Regions from separate parts of the Homo sapiens genome. Here region 2 is linked to region 1. Evidence: chromatin loops called from intact Hi-C (ENCODE). Cell type or tissue: CD14-positive monocyte. All regions are shown on one strand. Each heading gives the region's core, and the rest is flanking DNA. Links, peaks and the distances in the headings are about the cores only. Region 1 overlaps IPCEF1 (interaction protein for cytohesin exchange factors 1). Region 2 overlaps OPRM1 (opioid receptor mu 1).

What was found. Hi-C counts contacts between places; a loop is a spot of excess contacts. Peaks named below come from ENCODE experiments on the same cell type or tissue, not always from the same donor. Only the 100,000 strongest peaks of a DNase experiment are listed, where the experiment ranks them.
Region 2: a loop joins it to region 1, with 5 times the contacts of the local background. A loop is called at or near these places in 1 of 110 quality-filtered maps.

Annotation. Positions count from the first base shown.
Region 1 is chr6:154,293,143-154,309,677 of GRCh38, reverse strand. All of the region lies in intron 1 of IPCEF1 (interaction protein for cytohesin exchange factors 1), which reads left to right. Among named protein-coding and RNA genes, the nearest start is that of IPCEF1, 55 kb to the left of the region's middle. RefSeq lists an enhancer at 7,035-7,084. In CD14-positive monocyte, for the core only: no CTCF peak of the experiment used is centred there; DNase peaks (open chromatin) are centred at 5,837 and 7,367; H3K4me3 peaks cover 2,443 bases; H3K27ac peaks cover 3,328 bases.
Region 2 is chr6:154,130,612-154,147,146 of GRCh38, reverse strand. It overlaps OPRM1 (opioid receptor mu 1), which reads right to left. Exons shown (of 4, transcript NM_000914.5): 4 at 14,791-16,535. Among named protein-coding and RNA genes, the nearest start is that of OPRM1, 100 kb to the right of the region's middle. In CD14-positive monocyte, for the core only: no CTCF peak of the experiment used is centred there; DNase peaks (open chromatin) are centred at 6,226, 7,096 and 8,176; H3K4me3 peaks cover 1,782 bases; H3K27ac peaks cover 2,949 bases.

The sequences.
Region 1 (16,535 bases), core at 5,669-9,668:
AGGAAAGTAGAGAGGAATTGTCTAAAGATACAGGGCAGATGAAAAAAAATACAGGACAGAGAAGAGACAGTAAATATGCCTTCTCCAAGAACAAGGAGGGCGGCACCTCCCCAGCATAATGAAGGGATTGGTCTTCAATAGGAAGAGAAGGGTAACAGGTATATAAGGATGGTATCTAACAGCTCTGTGAAGAACGGTGAGATGGCTGAATAAGAGACAGCAGGATGTATTGGGGATGTGAAGGTAGAATAACTGCTGGTTTCTTCCATCGGTTGGGTGTCATTAAACACATGTTGTGAGCTCCTGTTGTGCTTCAGGTAGTGTGCTGGCATTAGATGGTGAGCCCTGCCACCATAGAGTGGGGGGACAGATACTCATCTTAATCATACAAATATATCCAAATTTGTGATATTGATAAAGGCTGTGAATGAGCGGTTATTGGCGTTCTGAGACCATGTAATGGGTAGTTTGACTCAGACAGCTCAGGGAAAGTTATCTGTGACAGCTGGAGAGAGTGAGTATATGATACTTAGTAAAAGTGAGTTTCCCTTCTTTTTTAGAAATCACCTTATTTAAAAGAGACAACTTATTTTAGCAAATATTGACCTTCTCCATGTCTCTTTACAAAACTGTCCTCATCTAAGATGACTTAACATATTTGCAAGAAGTTCCTTTTTAAAAAAACAAAAAAACCAAATGTAGATGTTTACACTTTTAAAATGAGAACTGCAAACCATTTTTAGCAGACGGTCCTTGTGTTCCTGAGTTGCAGATGTCACACCTTATCGCATCTAATTTAAATTGAAAAATAGTATTATCCTGTAAAATTGACAACAAAGAGAACATTCTAAAGTATTATCATTTTATGAAGAATCTAGAAATTACAAATGCATGTTAACTCCTTTTGTGCTGTAATAGTGGTTGTGTATTCGTGATTCTTTTACAGTCCTTCAACACAAATTAATTAGTTTTATCCCCAGTTTCAGGTTAAACTCCCCTAAAAGCCACACAAAGTAATGGCTAGTTTTATTAGTCAATACCATTGATTTCAATTAAACAGCAAAGATAGGCTTTGCTGAAAGAACGATGTTTATTCTCAGGATGTCTGAAATTAATATAAAGAATACTTTGTTCTCTGTTAAACCTCTATTGCCTTGGGAAAGAAGGTTGGCTTCTGGATAAGTTTTGTAAAAAGATAAATTGGATGGTATAATTTTAAATGTGGAGCCCTCATTAAAATATTTCAGAAAGGGCCAGGTGTGGTGGCTCAAGCCTGTAATCCCAGTAGTTTGTTTGGGAGGCTGAGACAGGTAGATCACCTGAGCTCAGGAGTTGGAGACTAACCTGGTCAACACTGCGAAAAAAAACAAAACATCTCTACAAAAAAATACAAAAATTAGCAGGGCATGGTGGCACGCACCAATAGTCCCAGCTACTTGGAAAGCTGGGGTTTGAGGATCGCTTGAGCCTGGGAGCTTGAGGCTGCAGCCAGCCATGATTGCACCACTGCACGCCAGCTTAGATCACAGAAAGGACATAAGTAAATTAATCATATCTTTTGGCCCCTTTCACCCTGTTCTAGTTTCTTTCCACTATTTACTACTGTCTGTTTACATCCCTCTCCCCCTAAAAATTGCTGAGACTGCTGGAGAACTGTTTTTATTTAAAGGGGCAACGTTCAAGCCACCCCTTACCTTTCTTCTTTTCAGTGGTGAGAGCCTCCTGGGAAGTGTTCTGTTTGCTTGCTGGTTGTGACTATTTGTCAGTGGGTGGATGTGAGGATGCCAAGTTGGAAAGGGCAGCTCAGTCGTCTAACAGTACACAGAGGAGGCACTCAGTGCTGTGAGCACACATTCATTTTTACTCTGTTTTTGATGAGTGTTTGAAGCAAAGAGTAGGGTATAGTTAGCAATAAAGATGGTGAATGTACATCTAGATGCTTTTCACATTAAATGCAGATCTGTGAAAAAGTCGAAATCTAAATAAATTGTCTAGTATTTGTGTGATTTTATTATAATTTGATGAAAGAGACTACTTGGCGGGTATGGGATTAAGGAAAACAGAAATAAAAGACAGTTCTGGACCACGGTTATAGGCTTAAACTGTGTCTCTCCACACCTCCTACCCCTATTCATATGCTGAAGTCCTAACCCCAGTACATCAGAATGTGACTGTGTATTAGTCCGTTTTCACACTGCTGATAAAAACATACCCGAGACTGGTCAATTTACAAAGGAAAGTGGTTTAATGGAGAACTCACAGTTGCATGTGGCTGGGGAAGCCTCACAACCATGGCGGAAGGCAAGGAGGAGCAAGTCACGTCTTACATGGATGGCGGCAGGCAAAGAGAGAGCTTGTGCAGAGAAACCCCCATTTTAAAAACTATCAGATCTCATGAGACCCATTCACTATCATGAGAACAGCACAGGAAAGACCCCACCCCATGATTCAGTCATGTCCCACCGGGTCCCTCCCACAACACATGGGAATTATGGGAGCTACAAGATGAGATTTGGGTGGGGACACAGAGCCAAACCATATCAGATTGTATTTGGAGATAGGCAGGGCCTTTAGAAAAGTAATTAAGTTAAAATGAGGTCATTAGTATGGGCCCTAAAACCAAACCTGTGGCACCTTGATCTCAGACTCTGGCCTCAGAACTGTGAGCGGATGAATGTCTGTTGCGGAAGCCACCCAGTCTGCGGTATTTTGTGATGGCTGCCTGGCAAACTGATACAACCACTCACACACAGCAAACTGCACAGAGGGGCATGAATACAAATGTGAATGTTATAGCAGGTGCAGGTTAAGGGAAGTGAGATATACAAAAAAAATGAGATTCAGTCCAAGAGCTGGGTCTGGGCATTGGCTAGATGTCTGACTTTGAGCAAGTTCCTTAACTTTTTGAGTTTCAGAGTCATCAACTGGGCTCATGAGAACCACAAGAAACCTACGAAGGCACTGGGACAGAGCCTGGCTGCTGGTAGGCGCTGCACAGTATCCATCCTCCCTGTCCTCTGCCCTGGCTGTGTGTGCTCTTTCCTAGGGGGCCCATAGGGTAAGGGTGCATTGACCCTGAGAACTTTCTCACAGCAGGGTGTCATGAGCCATCTCTGGGTCTTAGTTTCTTGACTATTAATGGGCTGGGCACAGTGGCTCATGCCTGTAATCCCAACACTTTGGGAGACTGAGGCAGGAGGATACCTTGAACGCAGGAGTTCGAGGCCAGCCTCGCAACATAGAGAGACCCTGTCTCTACAAAATAAATCAATAAAAATAAATTAAAACAAAATAAAGCAAACAATTCAAACTAAAATAAAAAGAAATGAAAGGATTGTGCTGCACTGTTAGACTCTAACTCGAGGTCATTCTGTCTCTGAAAGTTTATATTTTTAAAGAATTAAAGGAAGCAAGCTTGAGTGAGAAGACAAGGTAGGGGGTTCTGGATAGATCTGCTCAAATGTTAGTAAATTATGAGAAGCCAAGCACTGATGAGGTTAATGTAAGTGACGTGGGGCGACTTCCAGAGTTAGATGTCGGGGTGGGCAGGCAGGAGAAGGAAGCTGGATGTATTAGGGTTCTCTAGAAGAAAGAGCTAATAAGATATATGTCTATATGAAAGGGAGGTTTTTAAGGAGAATTGACTCACACGATCGCAAGGTGAAGTCCCACAATAGGCCCTCTGCAAGTTGAGGAGCAAGGAAGTCAGTCCAAGTCCCAAAACCTCAAAAGTAGAGAAGCCGACAATGCGGCCCTTAGACAGTGGCCAAAGGCCCAAGAGCCCTTGGTAAACCACTGGTGTAAGTCCAAAGGTCCAAGAGCTGAAGAACTTGGAGTCTGATATTTGAGGGCTGGAAGCATCCAGCATGGGAGAAAGATGGAGGCCAGAAGCCTCAGCAAGTCCATTTCTCCCACCTTCTTCTGCCTGCTTTATTCCAGCTCCACTGGCAGCTGATTGGATGGTGCCCACCCGTATTGAAGGTGGGTCTGCCTCTCCCAGTCCACTGACTCAAAGTTGATCTCCCTGACAGTCACACCCAGGAACAATACTTTGCATCCTTCAATCCAATCCAGTTGACACATAATATTAACCATCACACTGGGGGTAGTTTCAGTGGTTGAAAAGGAAAGCCCAGGATGGAGAACTATTAGTGATTTTTGTTTTTAAACCAGTGAGATGTGATTTTTGTGAAAGATTATTCTGGTAGTATATGCTTGTGTATGTAGGATAGACAGGTACAGCAGGAGGCAGAAGACAGAGATACAGGCAGAAGAATGAGCATAGGAGGGCCTGAAAGATTGCTGTGGAAATGGACAAATGCACAGAGAAGAATGCATGGTAGAATTACTGATGGAGTGGGAACAGCAGGGGAAGGAGAAAGGGAGCTCAAATCACTGAAAAGCAGATGACATGCACCAGCCTATTGACCTCCTACTGGTTTTTTGTCCCAAGACAGACACCTGACTGGGTAAACTCTGAGATGGAGGGGGCTGAGTAACAGCAAGGAGGCACAGTCTTCTCACATATTTTCTTTCTTTCTTTTCTTTTCTTTTTTTTTTTTTGAGACAGAGTTTCGCTCTTGTTGCCCAGGCTGAAGTGCAGTGGCACAATCTCAGCTCACTGCAACCTCCGCCTCCTGGGCTCAAGCGATTCTCCTGCCTCAGCCTCCCGAGTAGCTGGGATTACAGGCATGCGCCACTACACCCAGCTAACTTTTGTATTTTTAGTAGAGATGAGGTTTCTCCATGTTGGTCAGGCTGGTCTTGAGCTCCCAACCTCAGGTGATCTGCCCACCTCGGCCTCCCAAAGTGCTGGGATTACAGGCGTGAGCCACCGCGCCCGGCCTTTTCTTATGCTTAAAAATCAGGTTGACTTGGTCTAGAAATGCAGATGATGATTTTTTTTTCTTTTTCCAAACTGGAGATACAGGCAGGAAATTTCCCAGGTATGAACTGAGCATGGTGTTATTAGGTCAGCAGAGAGCCTTCAATAGGTAACTGACTGTCTATGGATTTGGTCATATTGGCCTCTTGCTTTTCAGGATCTCTGGCTTTTGATCCAAATACTTACATATCAGATCCAGAATCAACTCATACAAGCAAACCTTCATTCAGAATATATAAATGGTGATGTCTTCTTTTATTCATTTATTCAATGTTTACTAGTGTCCTAAGTGATGGGCTATGAGTTGGGAACACAGATGAATGAGATGCCAACCCTTCCTGTAATAATTCATGCTAAGTTTATCTGTCTATTAAATTGCATCACACAAAATTGAAAAAGAGAGTGATTTCAGGAAGTATTCTCAACATGAATAAAGTCTGAAAAAATTGGCACGAATACTATACTCTTTAAGGAAGAGCAGACTTTTGTTCTATCCTGGTGAAGCTGCTTATTGATGTATTTTTAAAGTATATTTTATTTATTATTATTTTTTAATTAAAAAAATTTTTTTGAGACAGGGTCTTGCTCTGTCACCCAGGCTGGAGTGCAGTGGCACAATCATGGCTCACTGCAGCCTCAAACTTCTGGGCTCAAGTGATCCTTCCACTCAGTCTTCCAAGTAGCTGGGACTACCGGTGTGCCCCACCACACCAGGCTAACTTAATTTTTTTACAAAAGTGGGATCTTCTTATGTTGCACCAGGCTGCTCTTGAACTCCTGGGCCCAGAGCCTCTTGCCTCAGCCTCCTGAGTAGCTGGGACCACAGATGCATGCCCCCTTGCCTGGTTAAGGAGTGCATTTTATTTTTTTTATTTGAGACGTCTTGCTCTCTTGCTCAGGCTGGAGTGCAGTGGCACAATCATGACTCACTGCAGCCTTGACCTCCCGGGCTCAAGCAATTGTCCTGACTCAGCCTCGCATGTAATTAGGGCCACAGGTGCACCAACATGCCTCGTTAATTTTTTAATTTTTTTGCAGAGAGAAGGTCTCACTTTGTTGTCCAGGCTAGTCTTGAACTCCTGGACTCAAGCAATCCTCCTGCCTTGGTCTCTCAAAGTGCTGGAATTACAGGCATGAGCCACTGTGCCTAGCCAGGAGTACATTTAAGAGTAGGGCAATAGTTGTTACAGAAGAATGTATGAGAATCATTCTCTTTTTGTGTTAGTTCTCTTCAAAACAAATGATAAAAAGGAGAAGGGTGAATGAGCCATTCTTGTCTCTCCCCGTCCTGTATTATGTCGTTAAAATTGGAGAGGTTTTGCAGAAAACAACCCTCTCGTGTTCTGAGAGCTGATGGATATGTACACCAGTAATCAAATGACAAAGTGAAAAGTGCTATCATAGGCCGGGTGCAGTGGCTCATGCCTGTAATCCCAGCATTTTGGGAGGCCGAGGTGGGCGGATCACAAGGTCAGGAGTTTGAGAACAGCCTGGCCAACATGGTGAAACCCCGTCTCTACTAAAAATACAAAGATTACCCGGGCGTGGTGGTATGCACCTGTAATCCCAGCTACTCAGGAGGCTGAGGCAGGAGAATAGCTTGAATCTGGGAGGCAGAGGTTGCAGTGAGCTGAGATTGTGCCATTGCACTCCAGCCTGGGTGACAGAGCGAGACTCTGTCAAAAAAAAAAAAAAAAAAAGTGCTATCATAGCTATAATATAGTTGCGTTCAAAATCTGATGGGAACTTAGGAAGATTTACTAAAGCTGTTGGGTTGCTGGTCAACATTGCCTCACTAAAGATGATAAGTAGTGATGGTGATCCATATATTTGGGTGTTGCAGAGTCAATACACAAAATAAAGGAAGGTGGGAAAGGATAAGAAATAAGTAATTATTAAGCATCTACTAAGTGCCTGATGACAACTGGGTAAATTCATGAAAATTATGTCATTTAATCCTTACAAGCACCCTGGGTCCTAAGTTATAGTCACTTTTCAGATGAAAAATCTGAGACTTGGGCCAGGCACAGTGGCCCATGTCTATAATCCCAGCACTTTGGGAGGCCGAGGCTGGGGGATCGCTCAAGCTCAGGAGTTCGAGACCAGCCTGGGCAACATGGTGAAGCCCTGTCTCCACAAAAAATATAAACATTAGCCAGGCGTGGTGGCACATGTCTATAGTCCCAGCTACTCGGGGGGCTGAGGTGAGAGGATCAGTTGAGTCTGGGATGTTGAGGCTACAGTGAACTGAGCTCATGCCACTGCACTCCATCCTGGGAGACACAGCAAAACCCCCTTCCCCCACTAAAGAGAAGAAAAGAAAAAGCTGGGACTTGGAGAGAATAATAGTTTATCCAAAGTCCTACAGCTAGTGGGAGGCAGAAGCAGGATTTCCATATGTGTCCAGACTCCCCCCACCATATCATGTGGTTACAACTAAATGAGACAAATAAAGCACACAAGAAAGAGGAAGTGGGCAAATTTGGTTTTGCTGCCTCTCGAAGTGAGCGTGACTCAGAGATTTCTGACAGCAGAACCTAGTGGTTTGTGGAGTCAAGGTCTATAAATGTTTCTGTTACTGGATTCAGGAGATTTAACTCAATAACAGAAGCTAGCTGTCAGATAAAGACTGGAATAAACATTTCTTTGCATTGGTATATAGATCCACAAATGTGAGCAATGAGAACTCTCTGGATGGTTTCCACAGAAAATGAAGTGTAGTTGAATCTCATTTATTTGGAAGTTGTCTATCTATAAACTCACACATCCAGCACACAACAAGGAATCAGCAAATCAGCAAAACTCCATGAGCGCTCAAATAGATGTCATAACCAACACATCGTAAATCTCAGGCACCACGCTGTTTATTCCATTCCAAATGCCTTCAAGCCTTCAATTAGAATCTAGATTTAAAATATTTAGTATAATTTTTTTAACCTTTTGAGAGTATAAGGTATTATTTATTTTTACTTATTAGTACTACCTCCTTTGAGATACTTAATCTTAAAATGTGGATTAGTGATTCTTACTTTTTATATGTCCTGGTTCAATTTGAGACTATGATGAAAGCTGTAAATGCACATATCACGTTAAATTATCCACACAATTTCAGTGATCATGATCCCCCGAAGTCCCAGGGCTCAATAAATAACTCTGGAATATAGAGTAATAGGTGTACCTTTAAGAATATTATATAAATACTGTTTATTGTAACTGAGCCTTTGACACGGATTGAGAACCAGCCAGTTGGATTTAAGTGTTCCTAGCATTAAATAAGAATGCAGCCTGTTCTATGCTGCAGATTAAACAAGTGCTTTCGTAGCCTGGAGAACGGTACACACACAGACACATTTAACAAAACACCATGCTAATATTTCAAGGTTTATGGGGTGCCTGGATCAGATAGCCTCAACCCTTGTGCCCAAGAGTCTCATGACCGTTTGGGAACATCACAAACCTCTAGATCCTACCAGTGCATGGCCCCAGGAGATGACGATCCACGTAAGAATGCTGGTCCCTTCCCTCATCATTCCTTCCTCATATCTCAGCTGAGTCCAAACTATAATGTGAGGGATCAGGGATACACATGTAGACCATAGACTACGACAACAATGATTTTAACCTGGAAAATCTAAACAGGTGTAACTACATGTTGATTTCAACTCTAAAATTTAAATACAGCATATATGTAATATTTTAAGGGTGATTAATATAACTTTTGGGTGTATGTGCCAAGATAATTGACTGTAAAATATGCTTTAGTAAGTGGCCGAGTTAACTTGTTTTATAGATTTATTGATTATAAGCCACTTAAATGTGGAGCTAAGTCTAACAAAATAATTACTTTGGGTTTAGAATAGCTGGTCTGTAGCTCTTCCTTTTCAGTGGTCAAGTAACAGGGCAACTTCTCCATTAAAGCCACTCCTAGTTCATAACAATAAAAGCCATTGTTTTCAAATATAACAATCTTTATTTACTTACCTAAAGAAGTAGAGTGCTGCCAATTTCATCCAAGAGTAATTTGCTAAGGGGCATAAAATGTCTGTTTCTTCAAAGCCCATGGGGAATCTGGTGTTTACGTGTTGGACTTTATGTTTTTTGGGGGGTGGCGGAAAAATCTACTTTGCTTCTTTTTTTGTTGTTGTTATTGATATTGTTAGTGTTTTTTTGTTGTTTTTAGACACAGGGTCTTACTGTGTCACCCAGGCTGGAGTGCACTGTTGTCATCATAGTTCAATGTATCCTTAAACTCCCAAACTCAAGGGATCCTCCCACCTCAGCCTCTCAAGTAGCTAAGTACTACAGTGCACGCTACCATGCCTGGCTAATTTTTACATTTTTCTGTAGAGACGTGGGTCATCATATGTTGCCCAGGCAGGTCTGGAACTCTTGGCCTGAAGCGATCCTCCTGCCTCAGCTTCCTAAAATTCTGAGATTACAGGCATGAGCCATCACATCTGAGCATTTGTTTAACAAAGAAAGAAAAAAGGAAGCCATGTCTCTCAATACCTACATTTAAACAAATAGAAAATAAATATTTTCAGAGGCTCAGTTGAAGAATCAGAATAAGTAATAATACTCTATGTTTAACCTAAAATTGCATCTGCTTTAGACTTTACCCACAAAGAGGTCTGCCTGCATTTCAGCTTTCATGAAGTTGTAAAGTAATTGTTCTTTCCTTTTGGGAGGGAAGACAAAACACCGTTCGCAGTCATGGGAGAAATGCTTCCTCCATGCATGGGGCTTGGAAAATGACTGGTGAGGTGAAGTCTTCATTCACTTCGGGGTTTCATTTTTAAAGTAATATGCCAACTGATGAATGTTATACATGATTCGGGCACAGAATTGCTAAATTTTTGCAAAATTGAAGAGTATAGATTCACAGTTTTCCAAGTTTTTTTTTTTAAGTCATAGACTACTTTCTTTTTTCTTTTCTTTTTTTAAACATTTTATGGTATTTGCTTTATTGCTTATCAGTCCTTTTATCCATCCCTCTATCCATCCATCAACCCATCTTTAATTTTTTATTTTATTTCGTTTTAAGTTCCAGGATACATGTGCAGGATGTGCAGGTTGGTTACATAGGTAAATGTGTGCCACGGTGGTTTGCTGCACCTATCAACCCATCACCTAGGTATTAAGCCCAGCATGCATTAGCTGTTTTTCCCGATGTTCTCAGTACCCACACCTCCCCTAGAAGCCCTAGTCAGTGTGTGTTGTGCCCCTTCATGTGTCCATGTTTTCTCATCGTTCAGCTCCCACTTATAAGTGAGGGCATGCAGTGTTTGCTAAGGATAATGGTTTCCAGCTTCATCTATGTCCCTGCAAAGGACATGATCTCATTCCTTTTTATGACTGCGTAGTATTCCATGATATATATGTGCCACATTTTCTTTATCCAGTCTGTCATTGATGGGCATTTGGGTTGATTCCATGAAAGACTCTTTCTTTGAATGAAAGTATGCCCTGCAGCCCAAGTGAAACTGCTAAGTGTGGACCCGCCCACCTCCCCTAGGCTCTCAGCAATTGTCCCCTGGTCTCTTCTCTCAGCTGCACAGAGCCTTGCTTATTGTTGGGCATGGAGTAGCTTTATCCCAGCTTAATAAAGCACTCATGGGAGGACCGAGAGGGGCTTTAGGATGCTAACCACTGACAACAGGATTTTAAGGCATGAATGATTCACAACTGATTTGTGAAAGAAATAGCAGTATTTCCTAAACTCTTTGGGTTAACATCCTGGGATAAAGAGGAACATTGGCATTCTTCTTCCTTAGATTATGTGTGTATGCATGTGCACAATGCTAATATTGGTAATCTTTTTTTTTTTTTTGAGATGGAGTTTCGCTCTTGTTGCCCAGGTCGGAGTGCAATGGGGCTATCTCAGCTTACTGCAACCTCCGCCTCCTGGGTTCAAGCAATTCTCCTGCCTCAGCTTCCCAAGTACTTGGGATTACAGGCATGCGCCACCATGCCTGGCTAATTTTGTATTTTAGTAGAGACGGGGTTTCACCACGTTGATCAGGCTGGTCTCAATCTCCTGACCTCAGGTGATCCATCCGCCTCAGCCTCCCAAAGTGCTGGGATTACAGGTGTGAGCCACTGCGCCCAGCCATAATGTTGGTAACCTATATAAGAGTTACTCATTCTCTGCTGAAAGAAGAGACTCTTAACCATTCTTCTCTCTTTAAAGGAAGATTGCTCTCCATTTTCTTTGCTTTCTTTGGGTTTGAGTCATTTTTCAGTTGAATTAGCAGGGCACAGTCTGTTTCTTCAATGAACAAATAACAATGCCCTCTTGATTCGAGATTATATAATTGACTATGACTCATGAAATGTTTGCAAAGTCAAAGTGAAACTGCTGACTTACATTTAGTTTAAGTTTTGATTAAGAGGTTCTCTAGGAACCAACTCTGCAAAGACATTTTGGGGACCACTTGGGAAATCGTTACATCAAAATGGGGTGTATCTGAAAGCTTATTACAAGATATTTTGTGACGTGTTCTCAAAATGTTTTCTTAGAAAAAGTTTTTATAGTTCTCTGAAATTGAGCCAGAGGATCCTGAATCTGACATTTTTTTTTAACTAACAGTGAATTTTTAGTTGAAACAATCTTTGCATTCTGCCATTTATGTAGCTTTTATTTAAAAGAACATAGAAATGCTAAATGATGAAATAAACTATTTTGGATAACCCTACCCATTGAACCTCAAAAGTGTTCCTGACCTTGTTCTTAGAAGCACTTCTGTGCTTTATATGCTGGTTTTCAAACACTGAAAATGTTCATGTGGACTTTCACATTGTTCTGCACCCTGGGACCTCACGCTCAACAGCTGAGATAAGAAAAGAATGCTCTTCAGAGCACTGCGGCTCATTAGAGTGCTGTCCAAAATCTCATCCATGCCTAATAAAGTTAGTGGAATGTCAGGGCCTCTACTGTGATGCAAGGATCTAAATGTGACTTCTCAAGCAGCCAAAATATTAGCTGTCATCCCCGTCCATGCAGAGCTCTAAGACTAGGCCTTGCAGACACAAAACTGTATGTACAGAATGACCCTTGTTATGTTACAAATTTTCAAAATGAATAGAAGAAAGTGGACAGGAAATGCACAATGAGTTCACAGTGGGTACCTGTGGACCTGGGGATGATGGTGATTTTTGTTTTCCTCTATTAACTTTTTCTTTTGCATTTTTAAGCTTACAACAATGCAAATATGCATTTGTAAATGTCAAAGCAACATAGTTTTCTAAAAAGTGGAATAGATGCTGTAGTTATTGGCAGAGCCACAATCAGAGTGAGGACATGGTGACCATGAGCCCTGAATGTAGGCTGCCCAATAGCATTGCCAGACCTGCACGTCAACCTGGGGTTTAAAATATGCTCATGGTAGGGGTGCTGAGTCAGGAACCTGCTACAAGCCAGAAGGACCAAACACCTAGAAAGGTAATGACTTTGGGCTGGGCGCGGTGGCTCACATCTGTAATCCCAGCACTTTGGGAGGCTGAGGTGGGTGGATTGCATGAGCCCAGGAGTGCAAGACCAGTCCAGGCAACATGGTGAAACCCCGTCTTTACAAAAAATACAAACATTAGCTAGGTGTGGTGGTGTGTGTCTGCAGTCCCAGCTACTCAGTGAGGCTGAGGCAGGAGGATCACCTGAGCCTGGGGAGGTTGCAACTGTAGCGAGCCATGATCATGCCAGGCTGGGTGACAGAGTGAGACCCTATTTAAAAAAAAGAGAGAGAGAGAAAAGAAAAGAAAAAAAGAAATGTAATGACTTTGGACCAGTGGGGAAGCAGAGAGAGCAGCGTCATCTTATATCGCACATTTAGGATCTGCATCCAATCCTCCTGACTTCCACTGTGGCTGGGGCCCTGTCAGCCTTTCTCACTTTAATGTTCTTTGTCTGTTTTTATCCAAAACCGTTGAGGATGATATTCTCTTTTTTTTTCTTTTTTTTTTTTTTTGAGACGGAGTCTCTCTCTGTCGCCCAGGCTGGAGTGCAGTGGGGTGATCTCCGCTCACTGCAAACTCCGCCTCCTGGGTTCACGCCATTCTCCTGCCTCAGCCTCCCGAGTAGTTGGGACTACAGGCGCCCGCCACCATGCCTGGCTAATTTTTTGTATTTTTAGTAGAGATGGGGTTTCACTGTGTTAGCCAGGATGGTCTTGATCTCCTGACCTCGTGATCTGCCCTCCTCGGCCTCCCAAAGTGCTGGGATTACAGGCGTGAGCCACCACGCCCGGCCGATATTCATTTTAACAACATTTTAGGTGGTACATACGTTTTGGTCAAGGAGAGATACAGACAGAGTTTTTCCTGGGTGTTGGTAGTTGCCAAAAATGAATCTCTAGCCTGGGAGTTTCTAGGGCATGCGGTGGAGTTGAGGGTGGGCTAAACAGGTGAAAAGATGTGGCGCTGGCCTCTAGGAGAAGCAGAGAAGGCAACGGTGGATCCGAGAAGTGACTTTTGTGTTTCACACTCCCTTGTCTTCTTTACATCCTCTTCTTATAGCAGCTCTTCCCCTGCCTCTGGTGTTCCTGTCCTCTTGGTGCCCTCTGGGTGGTCAAAACCCAACAAGAGCACCCCTTGGAATCTGCTTGCCCAAAAGGGCTCCTTTCCCTTCATTCCTGTTTTGTTCCTTTCTTCCCTATCTCCCTGTGCTTCCTTTATCCTCATGAAATGTATGCACAGAGCCCACAGCATATTTAGACTCAGAACACTGAGAAGTTTGAGAGTAGTAGCTGTCAGCTCCTTCATATAGCTAATAATTTGGGACTAATATTTTGAACAGTGTCAGGGAAGACAGTGTGCTAACATGACCTGCTACATTAGATGGCGGCCAGCCAACTGCTAAGAGTGTGTGTGTGTGTGTGTGTGTGTGCGTGTGTGTGTGTGTGTACGCATGTGTGTGTGTGTGTGTGTGTGCGTGTGCACATGTGTGTGACAGGCAGTCACCTCCTGGCTGTCAGAGAGCTCCAGACAGTTCAGGACAGAGGCATGACCAGGAGTATTGCAAGAGTCCCAAAGCCCTGGGCAAGAGAGGCTAAATTTCTCTGCAGTTTTAGCTTAGACATGTACAGACTTAGCTGATGGACTCAGATCCACAAAAGGCTGGACTGGAGGGAGAGCCATGGGGCTGCTGGCAAAAGCCAAGATGAGCCAAGAAGTCTAGCAGTGTGGGAAGAGGCAGCAGATCCTTGTGCAGGCGTCGCTGACCTAGACCCCCTGTGCTCTCTGTTCCCCAAGCAATGCTCACAGCAAAGTGTGTGCCACTATGGAAAGTCCTCATCAATGAGCAGAAAGAGGTGTGTGTGTGTGTTGGTGGTGGGGTGCGGTGAGATGGGGGTGTCCAGAGGAGGTTGGGGGCAGCACGGCAGCCACCCGTGAGCAATGGAGTGGCAGCTGCCAACAGAGCAGTCAACAGCAGCCACAGCGGCAGATGCCAGGGCAGTGGTCTTCATTTGTAAGAACAGCACCACCTTCACGGGGTTGCTGTGAAAATGAATACTTAATGCATGAGCAGCATCTAGCACATGACTGTACAAATTAAATAATCAGAGCTTAATAAATGTTGGCTATTAGTATTTTTTTTTTTGAGATGGTGTCTCACTCTGTCGCCCAGGCTGGAGTGCAGTGGCGCAATCTCAGCTCACTGCAATCCCCGCCTCCTGGTTTCACGCCATTCTTCCGCCTCAGCTTCCCGAGTAGCTGGGACCACAGGGGACCGCCACCACACCCGACTAATTTTTTGTATTTTTAGTAGAGACGGGCTTTCACCGTGTTAGCCAGGCTGGTCTCGATCTCCTGACCTCATAATGTGCCCGCCTTGGCCTCCCAAAGTGCTGGGATTACAGGCATGAGTTACCACGCCCGGCCAAGTACTTTTTTTAAAAAATAATTTTTATATTTTATTTTTTAAAAGAGATGGGGTTTCACTCTGTTGTCCAGGGTGATCTTGAACTCCTGGTGGTGTAGGACTTTCTCCTTAGTTCAGCTAAAAGCCAGGTTCTTGTCACACAACCATGAAAGATTAGGCTCGCAGACACTTTGAAGGGTGAGAAGGGCAGGGTTTATTGGGCAAAAAGGAAATAAAAAGGGAAACAGGGACTCTCAGCAAAGTGAGAGTTCTGCTGGTAGGCTTCCTGCCTCATAGGTTGAATTCCCAGTTACCACCCCAGAACAGGGGAAGCCAGAATCCTCCGCTCTGCAAATGGTGTGAAATTCATGGCTGCACCACAGTGCACACACCTCCCTGTGCACAGGCCAGTCGAAGGTTCTCGGGAAACCCCTTTATACTTGGCTGTCTCACTGGGGTCAAACAATCCTCCAGCCTTGACCTCCTAAAGTGCTGGGATTATAGGCATAACCTATTGCATCCAGCCTCCAGTACTTTTATCATTGGTGTTTCTGTGAGATTTCCTTACTTTTACCTACTTCTACTTATTTTCAAGTGGTTACATAGTTTGATTTTACATGATATAATAAAAAGGATTCGGCCCAGTTTTTGTTTTTAAGCAGATAAATTGCTTCTTAGGATGTATTTTAAAGGGTTAGATTACACCTGAAGTGGGTTGAACTTGAGCAAAGTTTTAAAAATAATTGTGTCTCAAAGTTGAATAAAAGAATTGGGCCCCAATGTCATTCTTTGCTTTAAGAGGATTGTGAGAATAACTAATAACAATTAGGAGGTTAATATATTATTGAAAGTGGTAATTTTACCAGTTTTGAACTCATGTTCAAAGACATAATTGGAATAATTTTCAATAGACATCAGTCTTTATTTCTTAGGAAATTACAGTGATTAAATTAATGGCAGGCAGCCTCTCTTATTATCTGAAGATAATAGGAGTCTGTTGAGGATTAGTGGGGAAAAATGAATGATACATGTTCTATTAAAGACTTCACAGTTGAAACATTTCTTGCTGCTCCCTGTCTTGCCCCAATTTATATATTTAAGCACAATCATCAGTGCAACTTCCTTTACTGTATTTGGCCTAAAAAATAATTCAAATGAAGAATAAGAATAATGCTTTTCTTGGGATTAAAGTAGAGAGTTTTCTTTTAGGGGGTGCATAATATGCCAATTCAAAAGAAAGTCATGTAATGCTCGAAGAGCTCTGTGGAAGTGGAAAAGATAGTTCATTTTTTTCTCCGGGTATTTTTCAGGAGTCTGTTCCTGCTTCTTTATGAAATTGAACACTGGACAGTAACAATAATATCACACTCATTATTCAGACATTTTAAATGGCTCTAATTGCTCTTTTGCTTTGAAGTGAGATATTCAGATCACTGAATGTTAGAGAAATGGTGCATGGATGAAGCAGTAAATGGATCTTGATCTGTTATCTTAGCTTGAGGCTTAGTAAAGTGGTTTTTGTCAGTGGACAATTGCAGCCTATTTTCTTGAAGATCTTTCTATACTGAAAGTGATTGAGATGGTACATCTGAGTCTGATGCCACCCAGATAAGCATCTGCAGTTGCGCTGACCTGGACTTGGGTTGTATTGCTTTTTAGATTTCAGTATCACTCTAAACCTTGTCTGGCTTTTGCCAGCTTCAGTACCCTTGACCTATAGGTTGGGAAACCTGTTTGTTTCTCTTTCTGGCTGGAATGTCTATTTAGAGATTCATGTTATAAGTTGTGACTCAA
Region 2 (16,535 bases), core at 5,363-9,362, 160 kb after region 1:
CAGAACTTCACCTCTGGTTGAATAGCAGCTGCTTCCCTGGAGCAGTTGTCCTTCTGCTCCCCTTCCCCACCTCTCCCTCAGCAGCCAGTGACCAATAACTGATTTATGAAGAGTACAAAAGTCCATTTCCCTTAAGGTAGAACCAGCTCTGTGGTGCAATGTGGACTTCAGAGCTGCCCTCAAGACTAGATGGAAGCTAGTTTCTATCCAGACTGTTTTGTTAATTAGCTTACTTCCCACGCCCCACCCTCCTTTCCCAATGCCCCTTCTGAGATTCCCTCCTCAATGCATCACTTTAACAAAAATCCCCATCTCTGGCCCCAACTCTTCTCTGGAACCTGACCTAGGACAGTTACCCACCCCTCGGCATGGCTCTTCCATGTGGGGTGCCCTTTCAGTTCCATGCTCATAAAGGTACCCAGGGGAAGCACAGCATATTAAGGATGATATTGTGTTTCTCCTTGCACCATAGTTTGTCAGTCCCAAGAATGAAGCTAGAATGCAAATGCTCTTTTCCCTAACTTGTCACCTTAATGTATCATCCAATATGAGTGAATATCAGAATCATTCACCAGCAATCACACAACATATTTTCAATACTGATTTTATATGTTATGCACAAAGTACTCCATTATATACCTTATAAATTTTGGCTGGAGTTTAAGTGTTACCCTTATCCACCAATAGAAATTATTGATCAAAGTAGGTTGTAGATTTCCTCTTCCACTTTCTTTCTTTTCTTTTTTTGAGAGGGAGTCTTGTTCTGTTGCCCAGACTAGAGTGCAGTGGCACGATCTCAGCTCACTGCAACCTCCGACTCCCAGGTTCAAGTGATTCTTGTGCCTCAGCGTCCTGAGTAGCTGAGATCACAGGCGCCCGCCACCGCGCTCAGCTGATTTTTGTATATTTAATAGAGATGGGGTTTCACCATGTTAGCCAGGCTGGTCTTGAACTCCTGACCTCAAGAGATCTGCCTGCCTTGGCCTCCCGAAGTGTTGGGATTACAGGCGTGAGCCACTGCGTCTGGCCCACTTTCTTTCTTTACTTAAATATCTAAGTTAACCAAATGTCTCTTTGTAAAACCACTGACTTGCTGAGATGCCCCATGCAAATATTGCCTTCTTGTTGGGCTATTTCATCAAGGACAGTATGATACTTTTTGAATACAGTGTGAGGGTTATAAACCTTATGAATCAAGGTTTATTTTTCTTTCTTTGCCTATGGATGTCCAATTGCTCCAGCACCATTTGTTGAAAACACTTTTATCTTCATTGAATTGCTTTCACACCTTTGTCAAAAATAAGTTTGGTGTATTTATGTGGGCCTATTTCTGGGTTTTCTATCTCTGTTCATTTGATCCATGTCTCTATCCCTCTGTCAATACCGCACATCTTTGATTCCTGTAGCTACATAAGTATCGAAATAGGGCAGACTGCTGCTTCCTCCCAATTTATTCTTCTTTTTCAAAATGTTTTAGCTATTTTAGTTCCTTGCCCTTTCATGTAAATTTTAGAATAATCTTGTCTACATCTACAAAACCCATTGCTGGGAAAAACCTGTATATCAATTTGGGAAGAATTGACATCTTTATTTCATTGAGTCTTCCAACCTATGAACAATGTATGTCTCTCCATTTATTTAAATGTCTTTGATTTCTGTCATCAGTGTTTTATAGTTTTTAGCATGAGTCCTGTATGTTTGTATTAGATTAACACCTATTTCATTTTTTGAGTGATTGTAAATGGCATTGTATATTTAATTTGGCTGTCCATGTGTCCGTTGCAAACATATAGAAATACAGTTGATTTTTGTGTCTGTTCATCTTCAATTCTGTGATTTTGCTGAACTCCCTTATTAGTTCTGGGAGGGTTTTTTGTTTTTTTCTTTTAAGATTTCTGAGGATTTTCTACAAAGATAATCACAGTCATGTCATCTGCCAACAGAAGTTTGTTGGTTTGTTTCCTTCTTAACTGTATGACTTTTATTTCCTTCTCTTGTCTTATTGCACTAACTAGAACTTCTGGCATTTTCTTGAATAAGAGTAGTGAGGGTGGACATCCTTGCTTTGTTTCCAGTGTTTAGGGAGAAAACATCCAGTCTTTCACCATTAAATATAATTGTAGCTGTAGTTTTTTGGTATATATATTTTTTAAATCTAGTTGATGGAGTTCCTATTGCCATCTATTCTTATTTTTCTGAGAGTTTTCATCATGAATGGATGTTAAAGTTTGTCAAATTAATTTTATGTATCAATTGATATAATGATGATTTTTCTTCTTTTACTATTGATATGGTGAGTTTCTTGATTTATTTTGAGTATCAAACCAGCCTTGCTTCCTTGGAATAAATTCCACTTGGTCATGGTGTATAATTCTTTTTTTTTTTTTTTTTTTTTTTTGAGACAGAGTCTCGCTCTTGTTGCTCAGGCTGGAGTGCAATGGCGCGATCTCGGCTCACAGCAACCTACACCTCCTGAGTTCAAGTGATTCTCCTGCTACAGCCTCCCCAGTAGCTGGGATTACAGGCACCCACCACCACACCCAGCTAATTTTTTGTACTTTTAGTAGAGACGGGGTTTCACAATGTTGGCCAGGCTGGTCTCGAACTCCTGACCTCGGGTGATCCACCTGCCTGAGACTCCCAAAGTGCTGGGATTACAGGCTTGAGCCACCATGCCCGGCCCGTGTTGTATAATTCTTATTAAATGTTGCTGAACCTTATTTGCTAATATTTTGTTAAAAAGTTTAACTTCTTTATTCAGGATGAATATTGGTCTGTAAATTTTTTTGGTGCTATCTTTATCTGGTTTGGTATCAATATAACAGTAGCTTTGAAAGTAAATTGGGAAGTGTTCTCTTCAATTTTCTCAAAGAGATTGTGTAGAATTGATGTAAATTCTTCTTTAAACGTTTAGTAGAAGTCTTCAGTGAAATTATCTGGGCTTGGAGACATTTTTTTGAGAATTTTAAAATAACAAATTCTATTTCCTTAATACTTACAGGGTATTGAAATTATCTGTTTCATATTGGGTGACTTGTGGTAGTTTGTGATTTTTGGGGAATTGGCTCATTTCATGTAAGCTGCCAAATTTATTTTTGTTGAATTATCTATAGTATTTCTTTATTATCCTTTTGATATCTGCAGGTCTGTACTGAAAACCCTGTTTCATTTCTGATATTGGTAATTTGTGTCCTTTCTCTCTCTCTTTCTCTTTCGGTCAGTCTTGCTAGAGGGTTGTCAATTTTATTGCTTTTGTCAGATAACTGCCTTTTTATTTTAGTGATTTTCTCTATTGTTTTTCTGTTTTCAATTTGTGTGTGTGTGTGTGTGGTATTTTGTAGTAGAAGTAAGGAAAAATATATCTACTCCATTTTTCCAGAAGTGGAAATTCCTGAGTCTTGTTTTAGGACCAAACTTGCCCTTTTAAAGTGAGATTAATCCCATTCATTAGGGTGAAACCCTCATAGCCCAATCACCTCTTAAACGTCCTACCTCTCAACACTGAAACAAAGGCAACTAAATTTTTAACATGGGGACTTTTGGAGGGGACAAACATTCAAACCATAGCATCTATCTGTCTCCAAACTCCTTTCCCAGTAGTTTATGCAAGAGAAGGCAATTTATATTCTTACACTTCACTCTGTGGTCTTGTTACTCTTTGCTTCCTGTCTATCTTTCTTGTCCTGATGAAGAATAAATTCATTGTCAAATTACATCATGACCAATAATTTTAATAAATGTAGATGAAGAAGAGAGGACTGTGTGCTGTAGTGGTCAAGGAGGGCTTCATGGAGGTGGTGAAGTTTGAGCTGCATTTTGAGGTATCGGTATAGATGGAGCAAGAGTGATGAGAGAAGGACTAGGTATGCCAGTCTTAGATACAATGGGACAGAGGAGTGAACTCAGAAAAATACCAGGTGTATTAATAGACACATAAGCAGTTTGGCTTACTGTAGAAAGGCAATCAAAAAAATATTAAATTACCTTATATTAAACACATATTATATCTGTGCATTTATGTGCATATATGTATGTCTATGTTAGTGACCTTTTTTTATATATATATTAGAAATGAGACTCTATTAGTCTGGCTGGAATTCCTCTACTCCAGGCAGAGAATGTTCAGGGAGTTCAAAATACTCTCTGATTGGTATGGAACCTGGAAGAATTGTAAGGAAGAACTGGTCCTCCCTTGGGGTTCAGATAGGTCTCAGTTATTTGATGGAATTGGGGGAACCTCAGATGAGGCTGCATTAGAGAATGAGAAGAGTGGCAGAAACCATGGACTGCAAGGCTAAAAGGCCAAGTGTGAGCAGTGGAAGGTATCCGAGCTAGTGGAGGGGAATCCGTGCAAGTCTACCTCAATTCTTGCCTTCTCAGTAGAAAGAATTCGACTGAGGGGCATAAGTCAGAAAAAGAGACTGAGGCAAGTTTCAGAGCAGGAGTAAGGGTTTCTTAAAAAGCTTTAGAGCAGGAATGAAAGAAAGGAAAGTACACTTGGAAGAGGCCCAGGTGGGTGACTTGAAGGACAAGTGCCCCGTTTGACCTTGGATCTAGGATTTTATATTCTGGTCGACTACTGGAGTCTAGTGCCCCTTTCCTTGGATTCTTCCTTCAGGGAGAGCCGCCTGCATGCTCAGTGGCCTATAATCCCAGGGCGACAAGAGTACACAGTGTGTTTACTGGAGTTGTACACATGCTCGCCTGAGGTGTTCTCGCCTTTTCTGGTGGAATGTCCCCAGAAGGTCATACTACCCATTTTGCCTCTTAATGTGCATGGTCGAGCCCAGTCACCCAGTTCCTGAGATCTTATTGGAAGCTGCTGATGACCAATTTCAGGTGTTATTATCTATGGAGAGACTGCCTCTCCCTGGCGCTGGCTGCGACCTATTGTTATTTTAGAGGGGCAGTGTGACAACTGCTTGACCATCACCTGACTTTCCTGGAGGGGTGGGGTGGGGAGTCCTGTCCTGCCCTGCTCATGCCTGATGAGCTACCCACTGTAACACAAGCCCAGCAGAGACGGCCAGAGGTTGGAGGGGACAGATTACAGGTCCAGAGCGTGAGAGTTGGGCTATTTGCATCTTTTCCAACTTTCAAATGCTTGAGCACTCTGGAGAGGAGAAATCAAAGATGATACCAGTACCACAGATCTACTAGCAACCACTTGTGTAAAACTTGGTCATGAGAGGCAGAATGTAAGGCAGGAACTGAGGCTTGTGGATTGGGAGATGTGAAAGGAAAATATCTTGGGCCTTGAAATCACTAAGGTAAAAGGAAAATTCAAGCCGGGAACTGCTTAGGGCAAACCTGCCTCCCAGTGTATTCAGTCATCCTTTTACTCACTGAGATAAATGCATATCTGATGGCCTCCTTTGGAAAGACCAATCGGAAACTCAAAAGAATGCAACAGCTTGTCTTTCACCTAGCTGTGGCCTGGAAGCCCTTTGCCCGCTTCGCGTTGTCCTGCCCTTCTGGACTGAACCAATGTTCATCTTACATATGTTGATTGATGTCTCACGTCTCCCAAAAATGTATAAAACCAAACTGTGCTCTGACCACCTTGGGCACATGTCGTCAGGACCTCCTGAGGCTGTGTCACAGCTGCACATCCTCAACCTCTGCAAGATAAACTTGATACATTAACTGAGACCTGTCTCAAATTTTCGGGCTTCACACAGAGCTCTGCCGACTTCAGACCACAGGGCTGCTGCGAATACCACCAGCCCCACCCCCATCAAGGCCTCCAAGAGGAAATAATTTGGGAGAAAATTAATGGAAAAGACTGGAGTTTTGGCATGACAGACCTAGGGGATAGAGCACTGAGACTTAGGGGTAAGCTAACCGTTAGAATATTTATACTCACCAGCTGGTAAAGACTGGGATAAGCGGGTGATTTATAACATTAACACGCGCTGCCCATGTACTGAGCATCAGGGAAGGTGCTTTGTGTCCATTATCTCTTTTATGTGAGGTAGGTTTTATCTTTCTGATGAATGAGAAAACTAAACCTAGGCTCAGAATAGCTAAATGTATTGCATCCAATAACAGTCAGGGGTGGATCTGATTCTAGTTTGAGAGTGACAAATCTTAACCATGAGACCACCAAGGAGTGAACATTCTGGTTTTGCCTTGGCTCCATGACTGAGGCTCTGATCAAACTGTAAGTCTAGTACTGAAGAGCTGGGGCCATACGTGAGTCATTCATTCAGTCTGGCTTCTACAGCATCTAGTGCTGGCCTCAAATGGACATGTGACAACCAACTCTTGAATGGACTTGATCACATTAAAAACAGCATCTGAGTAGTTAGGAAGTGGCCAATAGGATGCAGTCTGCAGGAAGTTTGCAGAAAGGGTGCCTTCTCCTGCCAGGCCGTCAATAGGGTAGGGAGTGTAGGCAGGGTGCCCTCTGTGGGTTGACCTGTATATCTATGATTCATAATGGCCTCCTTTTGCCCTATCTGGAGCTGCATATGATTCTTGGGAGGTCCATCTCCAAGTAGTGCCTCAAAAATAAGGCCAGGCGGGGCTGCTCACACCTGTAATCCCAGCACTTTGGGAGGTTGAGGCGGGCGGATCACCTGAAGTCAGGAATTTGAGACCAGCCTGGCCAACATGGCGAAACCCTGTCTCAACTAAAAATACAAAAATTAGCTGGTGTGGTGGCACACGCCTGTAATGCCACCTACTCAGGAGGCTGAGGCAGGAGAATCGCTTGAACCTGGGAGATGGAGGTTGCAGTGATCTGAGATCGTGCCACTGCACTCCAGCCTGGGTGACAGAGCGAGACTCTTTCTCAAAAAAAAAAAAAAAATAAAATAACATAAACGGCTAAACTTTCTATTATTTTTAAGGCTGATGATGAAATAAACCATAGGTCAGGGAAGTATGTAAGCTTGAAAGTTGAAGAGTTCTAAAGTCTTACTTCCTCTGGGGAGGATAAAAGCTGTGGTTCTTTTGTTGCGATAATGACAGACTGTCAGTGTCTGTCTGTTTGCCTGACTCCCATTCACTGAATAAATGCTGGTAATTGTTAATTGCTTTGAGAAGAAAACTGAGTCATAGCTTGAGAGTGACTTGCATATCAATGTTTCAGGCCCTCCGTTCTGGTTTTCTCAAGAGGGCGGGGAACTGGAGATGGGATGGTTGCTTCCTCAATTGCTTTTGGCCTAGACTGATTCAAGTGTGATTTTTCTTTTTTGTTCCCCCCAAGAGATAACGTCACCGGGGAATTTAAACTGCGGGCCAGGGGAATGAACGCTTCTTTTTTCTGGTCATCTTGGTCTGCAGATCATGTCTTCCATTTCATATACCGTGGAGAAGATAAGCATTTGATCAAATTTCTAGCAAGCTAGATGTTAGGGGCTGATTTAAGTGGCTGCCTACACTTACCAGGGGCCTTAAGTGTCTTTCACTCTGATTGCTCCTCTGAAAATATATTAACCGACCACTGACTGATGGCTGTGTGTTAGGCCCAGCTGCAGCCATAGTGATGCCCTTTCTCATTTTAAGGATAGCTATAAACTAAGAAGGTGTCCCTGGGCTGCACAGGTCAGGGGGCTTTTTCTGAGATGCTAGAGACATGAGATCCTCAAAGCACTGTTTTTGTTGATTGCTCCATCCTTGGGGCATGGTAGCTGTTTCTCTTCAGCTTATTCTGGTTTTCTTATTTTCTGGTTTATAATGTGCTCCAGGTTGAAAGAAATTTTAAAGTCAAGAGATTTTAAGGTGAGAACTCCAAGAGTTTTCAAAAGGGAAACCATTTTTAAGACCCCCAAAAGAGGACTATAACCCCCCTCTTGACCTCTCCAATGTTTGGTACACATCTTATCCTCTTCCCTTCTTGTCTGTCAGACTCTGATACCAGCGACACAAGTCAGGAATCATCCATTCCAGGAGGCCTGCCTTTGTAACCTATCAATGGGTCACCTTACCTGCTGCCCAGACAGAGCTGATTTCTCAAGACTGGGGAATCGCAATAGGGAAAGAGTAATTCACGCAAAGCTGGCCAAGCCAGAGGTCAGAGTTTTATTATTACTCAAATCAGTCTCCTGGAACATTTAGGGATCAAAGTTTTTAAAGACAGTTTGGTGGGAGTGGAGGGGCAGTGAGTCAGGGAGTGCTGATTGGTTGGCTTGGAGGTGAAATCCTGGGGTGTCCCAGTCTTCTTGCGCTGAGTCAGTTCCTGGGTGGGGTCACAAGATCAGATGGGCTGGTTTCTCAATCTGGGTAGTGCCGGTTGATCCATCAAGTGTAGAGTCTGCAAAACATCTCAAGCATTGATCTTAGGAGCAGTTTAGGGAGGGTCAGAATCTTGTAGCCTCCGGCTACGTGACTCCTAAACTATAATTTCTAATCTTGTGGCTAATGTTAGTCGTCTAGTACCCAGGCAAGAAGGAGGTTTGTTTTGGGAAAGGTCTGTTATCATCTTTGTTTTAAACTATAAACTCTAAACTAAGTTCCTCCCAAAGTTGGTTCAGCCTATGCCCAGGAATTAACAGGACCCCTTGGAGGTTAGAGGCAAGATGGGGTCATTTAAGTTGGACCTCTTTCTCTGTCTCCGTCATAATTTTGCAAAGGTGGTTTCATCTTGACACGCTCCTTCCCGGCAAACACATGGGCAGAGCTCCTTATTCCTTCCATATGCTCAACCCAGAAAGCAGGCACATGAGCCTTACCGGGAGGACTTTGAGCAAAGTCCTGAGGACCAGGTCCCACCTCCAGATACTTGCTGATATAATTCATCTGCAGCAGGTTCCAGACATTGGTATTTTTTATTTTAAAGCAATCAGGCGATTCAACTGAATAACTGGCCTAGAATAACCTCTGTATGAAGGTATTCTAAAATATTAGCATTAAAATATTTACTTGTTAAAAAACTGCGTGACTTTTTTTTTTTTCCTGAAAGCTTTTTGCATACTGTCTAATTTAATCCTCACGTCAATTATGAGAGACTTTGCAGTGGCAGAAACAGGCTCAGAGAGTTTAAGAATATGCTAGTAAGTCGAAGGAGTAAGGAGTTACACCTGGTCAGTGTGACTTGAAAGCTCAGAATTTTAATTAGTATTGTAGATGCTGGCTTGATTTTCTTTGCTTTCTACTGGGCTCAGAAGTCCTTGAAGGGGAAGACTATGTCTTTTTATATCTCTATTTCCAATGCTCAGCATTATGCCCCATGTTAGTTGGAAACAAATGAATTCTGAATATTCTTCATGAACGTGAGGGCTCTTTAACAGAAAGATGGGTCTCAGCCCTGAGTTCTGGGTCTTCAGGGTTATTTATTCTTCTGTGTCTGGCTCATGCAAATTCTTCTTCTTCCAACATCCCTCTTGTCCTATCCATTGATTTCGATTTCATACTTCTATTTTACCTGTGAAGTTTTCCAGGCCAATTGTGGCTGAAATGGTGTTTCCTTCTGAACTCTCATGGTATATAAAACATGTGTTATTTGACTTAGGACTGAATCTGTACCATTCTTTTGTATGTGTAAAGGCTGTACACTTTCATTTTGATTTGTAAGATAATTGGAATAAGACTGTAAATATCACCAGAATCTTCTCTTTTTGAATCTCTTAAAATACCCAAGGTGGCCCCTGGTATAGAGTACTTATGAATTGATTTCTGTTTATCTGTTAACTTTATTCTGTTAAATAAATTTAATGATTTATTAAATTATAGAAAAATATTTCTAACTTTGGAAATAAAATTATTAGCATCAATAACTGAGTACATAAAGGTTTATTTCTTTATTAATATAATTTATTAGTCTTGCACAAGCATGCCACAGAAAGCAAGTATATTCAGAGGTAACAGATACATTTTAAAATAATAAATATACTCCTATCTTTTCCTTTCTTTTTATCACTGTACATAGATGTAATATTCTCTTTACCATAAGCCCACTTTTCTAATTATGGACTTGTATTTCATAGGCATTTCACCTATATTCTTGGGGAATAATTTTTGAAGGAGGTAGTGTAATGTGGAGGTTAAAAGTATAGTTTTGACATAATATATTAGCTGGGCTACTGTGGGTAATGTAATCTCTCAGGCTTGGTTTCCTAATCTGTGAAACGAGATACTAGTATTACTGTCTAAGGTTGTCGTGAAGATTAAATGAGATCATAAAGATCTTAGTGGAATGACCATAAATAGTCCATACTTGATGTATGTTCACAAGATCATTATTACAATTTTTGTTATCATTAAAAGGTTTAAAATGTGAGCTGCTTTCAAAGACACTTTATATCCCCAAATAGCAGCAGGAATGTTTTTTTGACAAGTAGGTGTGGGCAGCTACCTATCGCTCGGCTTGCCTCCCTTTTCACCCATCCTTTGCAAGTCACATGTTGGCATCCCTTCAAATCCCAGCTCCATCCACATCATATGGGCAGGTCATGGAAAGCAGCTGCCAGTTTTCACCACTCTCCCCATGTATTTGAAGTAAAGGAGATGTATATTTTTGTTGTACCTGAATTTCAGACACTGTCTTGGGCACTGTCTGTGGGGATGCTGCGCCAGTGCAGGAAGAGGGCCCAGGAACCAAGCGGAGGGGCTGAGGGATTAGGTGGAACATGAGATCCCCCTGGCCATTCTAGAGAGGGCCCCTCAGGTGGGTATGAGAGATTTAGATGAGTTCAGTCTACAGAATCACTTAGATATATCTGACATCTCTTTCTAGATGATTCAGCTGAAATTGACACCATTATTTTACAAGAAGAGTCAGGGATAGCCTAATATCATACACACATTCTCATAGGAGTTTCTCTTATTTCTTCTCTCCTTCTACCTTGGGCAGAGTGTTCTTCGTATTAAATATTTAGCCTTGGAATGAAACCATGGCGCAGTCAGGGAGGCGAGGGGCAGGAGAGTGGTGATGGGGAGATAGAGACGTGGAAGCCCCAGAAAACAGAACTAGTGACAGGCATGACACAGGTAGGGGTTTGCCTGGGATCCCTTGGCTATAGCTTCTTTTGCCTTTATGATGGCCAGGACCCAACAAATTCATATTCAGCCATTTCCCTGTGATCACCCAGGACTCTCTGGGATATGATGTCTCAGCCTTCCTGGAGGCAGAGCCGAATCACGCCTTTATAGGTGCTAAACACTCAAGAGAATGATTCTCCTTCTGTGTGTAAGTCAAAATGATAAAAATACTCAACACAGGTAAAGCCCAGCAAAGTTTTGAGTTTAATATTCCCTACGATGCTTCTTTAGGGACATTAAATATGAAATGCTTTCAATTTTTTTCTCTCAGTCTTGATGTTTTGGGTATACTTTCCTTTCAGAAAACACATTTCTAGTTTCAATGGGAAACTAGCAGCTTTGGCACTGCTGGGAGTACCAGGCTGTACTAGGAAAATGTCGAGTGGTGCCTACAGCTACTGCTTTCATTCCTCGGGAGACTTGGCCAAGGCCAAGAGGTTCTATATGCCTGGATATGAGGCCTAGGTACCTTGGAGAAGTTGGACACCATGGCTGGACCAAGCCTTTTATATAGCCTTTTCAAGTTGGCCAGGGAGCCTGCCACTAGGAAGAAGACAGAGTTAAAAAACAAAGTTTCCCCCACATCTGGGCAAACATTAAGCTGTAGTATGCTTGACAAAATATCTATATCTATATCTATATCTATATCTATATCTATATCTATATCTATATCTATCTATATATTTTTTTTTACATGGAGTCTTACTCTGTTGTCCAGGCTGGAGTGCAGTGGCATGATCTCGGTTCACTGCAACCTCCACCTCTCAGATTCAAGCGATTCTCCCTGCCTCAGCCTCCCGAGTAGCTGGGATTACAGGTGCCTGCCACCATGCCTGGCTAATTTTTGTATTTTTAGTAGAGACGGGGTGTTGCCATGTGGGCCAGGCTGGTCTTGAACTCCGGACCTCAGGTGATCCACCCGCCTTGGCCTCCCAAAGTGCTGGGATTATAGGCATGAGCCACTGCACTTGGCCGAATGTCAATATTCTTTAGGATGGGTACATAGACTTAATAAGGGAAGATATCTGTTCTCATATTCTGACACCTCCAGTGAATTCCATAGTACACATGGCAAAAAAGAAATTTAAAAAGCGTTGTTAGAATGCGGACTATAGATTTGACTTAGTGAAATTGTCCACGTCTTGGCTGGCCACCAGACTGGCTCTGGGAAACCCATAGATGATGGGTGGGTATGAAAGAAGGGTTCTGAGATCTTCTCTTCCCAAAATGAAACCTAATTTAAATAGATAGTTTCTGTCAGCTATTTTTGACAACTGGGTTAACTACTATTCTCATTTTCCCTTCTCAAATAGTGGTTTTCTTTGGACTCAAATAGTGGTTTTTTAGGACTCTTGTCCTAAAAAAAAAATGCATGTTAAATTTTAAATTCGCTGCTCAGCTAGCCAGTTTCTCGAAGAGAACTATCTGCAATTTGCAGGTTGGCCTGATCGCTCCTTCTATCTGAGTCAGAAGCTTGAGGGTGAGGAGTCTGAGCCCTGGTTGAATATCTTTTAACAAGTTCCTGTTCTGTTGTGTTTGATGGTCCTCAGTGTGGCTTCTGGATATATTATGTCTCTAGCACTGTCAGTGCTAAGTGGGTTCCCTGCCTCGGCCTGGGGATTAGAGGGAGGGCAAGGGGTGATGTGAGATGCAGGGTGGGTGATTCAGGCGCAGCTTCAGAACCAGGGCCATTGTATCTGCTGGTCTCTTCTTGCACATCAGAAGTCTTCTTTGCAGACATAAACCATTTCAGAGAGGGCACCCTCCTGCCTCTCAAACTAAATCTTGGATTGAATGTCGATGCATCAGAAAGAAGTATCTGGTTGGCTTTGTTTACTCTATCCCATGGTGAGGTCTCTCTCCTGCAAAGCCAGGCATGAAACAACTTCTCCTCTGCTTTGGGGTTCCAGAAGGAATAATTCATCTCCCAAAGCCTGGGTATGAATATAACTCTGTATTTAGAGTAGATACCTGGGAATTTAGGTGACAGAAATTAGGCATGGATGTTGCCTCCTAGTGATCTTTCAGAAAGACAAATCTAATCATCTGACTTCTGTTCTTAAAGATCACTGATGGTTCCCCACTGTGCAGTGAATAAAGTGCATACTCCTTAAATGACAGCCAAAGTTTTTAAAAATGAGTCTTCAGCCAAACTTAAAGCTTCTTCCATTGCTCAGCTTTCAAACCCTATGTCCCAGTCAACCAAACCATAGGCCATTTCCAGTGGACAACAGTTTATCTTTATCACAATCCCTTTGGCCTTTTCTGTGGAAATGAACAAGCTAGTTCTAAGATTTATACAGAAATGTAAAGGGTCAAGAATAGCAGTCAGTCTTGAGAATGAAGCACTTGGAGGGCTTACGCTGCTAGATAATCAAGACTCATTGCAAACGCACAGTATCTAAAACAGAATGGACAGATCAATGGAAAAATTCAACAGTTGGAAACAGACCAACACACATTGGACTGCCTGAATTCTGGCACGGGTACATGACAATGAACTTGAGAAAAATAGTCTTTTCAATAAAAATAGTCTTTTCACACATTATTGGAAGGAGGGTAGACTGGTAAAGTCACTTCAGAAAACCATTTGGTATTATTTGCCAAACAATTCAATTTCTAGATAAATACTCCAGACAAATGCATGCATATGTGTACCTGAAGATGTCACACACTAGCATTATGATCACCTAAGACTGGAGGTGACCCAAATGTCTATCAATTGATAGCAGAATGGGTGAATAAATTGTGACATGTTCACACAAAATATGAAGGCCCTTGAATACCATGGGAAGGGATCGGACTTTAATCGTTAGGTAATAAGACACCATTCAAAGCTTTTGAGCAGAAGAAGGACAAGATAAAAACTGTGTGTCAGGAAATTACATCTGGTAATACCATGTAGAGATGAAATTTTTACATATAGGGACATAGCTTTTTCTTTTCAAAAGGCCCTTGTAAATAACTCTTTTCAATAGGCAATCTAAAGTTATGCAATGTTATTTTGAGATAGTTTTTTTCTTTCTTTTTTTTTTTTTTTGAGATGGAGTCTCACTCTGTCGCCCAGGCTGGAGTGCAGTGGCACAATTTCGGCTCACTGCAAGCTCCGCCTCCCGGGTTCACACCATTCTCCTGCCTCAGCCTCCCGAGTAGCTGGGGCTACAGGTGCCTGCCACCATGCCCGGCTAATTTTTTGAATTTTTAGTAGAGATGGGGTTTCACCGTGTTAGCCAGGATGGTCTCGATCTCCTGACTTCGTGATCCACCCACCTCAGGCTCCCAAAGTGCTGGGATTACAGGCGTGAGCCACCACGCCCAGCCGTTTTTTTCTTACCATAAAGTGTTTTCATGTTGAGACGTTTCCACTTCAAAAAATTGTACCTAACAACCCAGAGCATGCTCTGAATTTCACCTTATCAAACTCTTTGTTTCTTGCAAATAATTTTCCTGCTCAAAACATCAAGAACACATTTTTAAAAAAAGTAGACTATCAGTGGATTTAGCTGCCTATATTTTCAACTATAGACTTTACAGTGGATATTTTTCTTCTCTGTATGGTTTGGTTAGAATTCTAGCTTAGGAAGTTATGGTTGTCAAGGTTTAGAGACATTTTGGTTCTAAAAATAGAAATAATTCATGAAGAGAGAAAGTTCACTTCTTTATTTTGAAGTATTTATTTAGTATCAAAGTTGTCTGTTACTCTAATTCTTAGGCTATTTACCTACGTCGCAACATTTACTTGGGGAATATTCTTTTAAAACAGGTCAGTAATGTCAGAATGAGAAAGACAAGGGAAAATCTAGATTTGTATCAGTTTTAGGTTTTATTTATCACATATAATTACACATTACATATTACATGCAGGAAACTTACAATACAGCCTAATATGTTTATGTATGCTGGTACATCAAGAACAATACAATGCAAAAATTTATATTTTTTATATACAACTATCTGAAACAGTCAAATAGGAGTAATGTAAAAATAATTTAGTGAATTGCTCACTGTTTGATATACTAGTTGACATTTTGATCTGCACATGAGACCATTATGATTTAGCAGGTAGTTCTTTTGAAAGCTGCATCTGATCATCCTGTCCTACCTGGAAATGTGAAATAGTAGCTTTGTCTCTACTTTAAATGAAGATATTTATTTTTCAATAGTAAACAGACATGATGATGGAACTAACACACTAATGAAGAGAAAAAAAAAAAAAAACCAAAAACTTATAGAAAAACTCCCAGACCATCAAAAGGAAAACAATGTTGTGTGTTTTTTTTTAACATTCCTTTTTGTGCATTATCACAACAAACAATATATGTATTTGTCTCTATAGGCGAAATACAGGTTTCCAGGCAAATATTTTTGAAAAGCAGATGTGGGGAAAGAGCTTAAAAACACACACAGAAAGCATGTTGTGCTCACTGTTACAACTGTGGATTTCATACCATGTTTTGAAAGGTGATTGTGTTTTCATTTACTTGGATACAAAATCCGTAAAACAGAAACTATTCTATACTTTTTTATTTTAATATGACCAGTTGACATTTCTATGTCCTGTTTAGGTGTCTGGACTACTGTAAATTAAAATGTCACCCTGGCATACAAACTGAATCTACGTGCAGAGCAGCAGGGGTCTATCTTTTATTTCACCCCCAACACTGTCAAGGAAACGAATTAATTCTGCCCTTCTTTCAGACTCAGGAATATAAGCAGCTAGAAAGAGGACAATGGGTGGAAGGGTTGATTGCTTATGTTAGGTTTGACTTAAAGCTATAGAATAAAGAAGGAACAATTCAGTTGCCATTCTTATTCCTGGAGAGGAAAAATAGTTTGTGGGCAGGAGTCTGTTTAAAATGTCTGAACTTAATCAACCATGAGAGGCTCTCATTTACTCAGATTCTTTACAATATTTTGATTTTTTTCCTACGGAAACATTATATGTATCTTTTAAAACCAAGGGTTATTAGTTACCTGAATTTCAAATGCAATTTAAAACATGGAGGACATCTTTTCTTTTCTAGTGGAAATTATATTTGGATAGCAAAAAATGTGTCATTAATGTTATAAAAAAATGTAATGACAAGTGACAGAGCACCTAATCTTTAGACTTACTTTTTTTTAACTTTCCTATTTGCTATGTTTGACAGAGTAGTTTTTCAATTTTTTAAAATAAATCTGCACTTACAAGGTTTCTTTTTTTCATATAACATAATAAAATGAAAACAACAAGATCACTCATTGTTTTACATTTTCATAACTGGCTATTTAAGTATGTAAAAGTTCAGGAAATGTATTGCCAGGGGAAGGATGACTTAGTGAAAACAGGCATTTTTTCTTTAATTCCCATTAAAATAATGGAAATGTATGTGCCAATATAAATTCCCATTTATATTGGTATATATATATTCCCTTTATATATTCTATTTATATTGGTAGATATATTTTTATGGAATGGCATATATACTTTCATATAATGGTACTAATGCTTTTATATGGATATACAATTAGTATATAAAGGGAATATATATACTAGTATTTCTAACTTA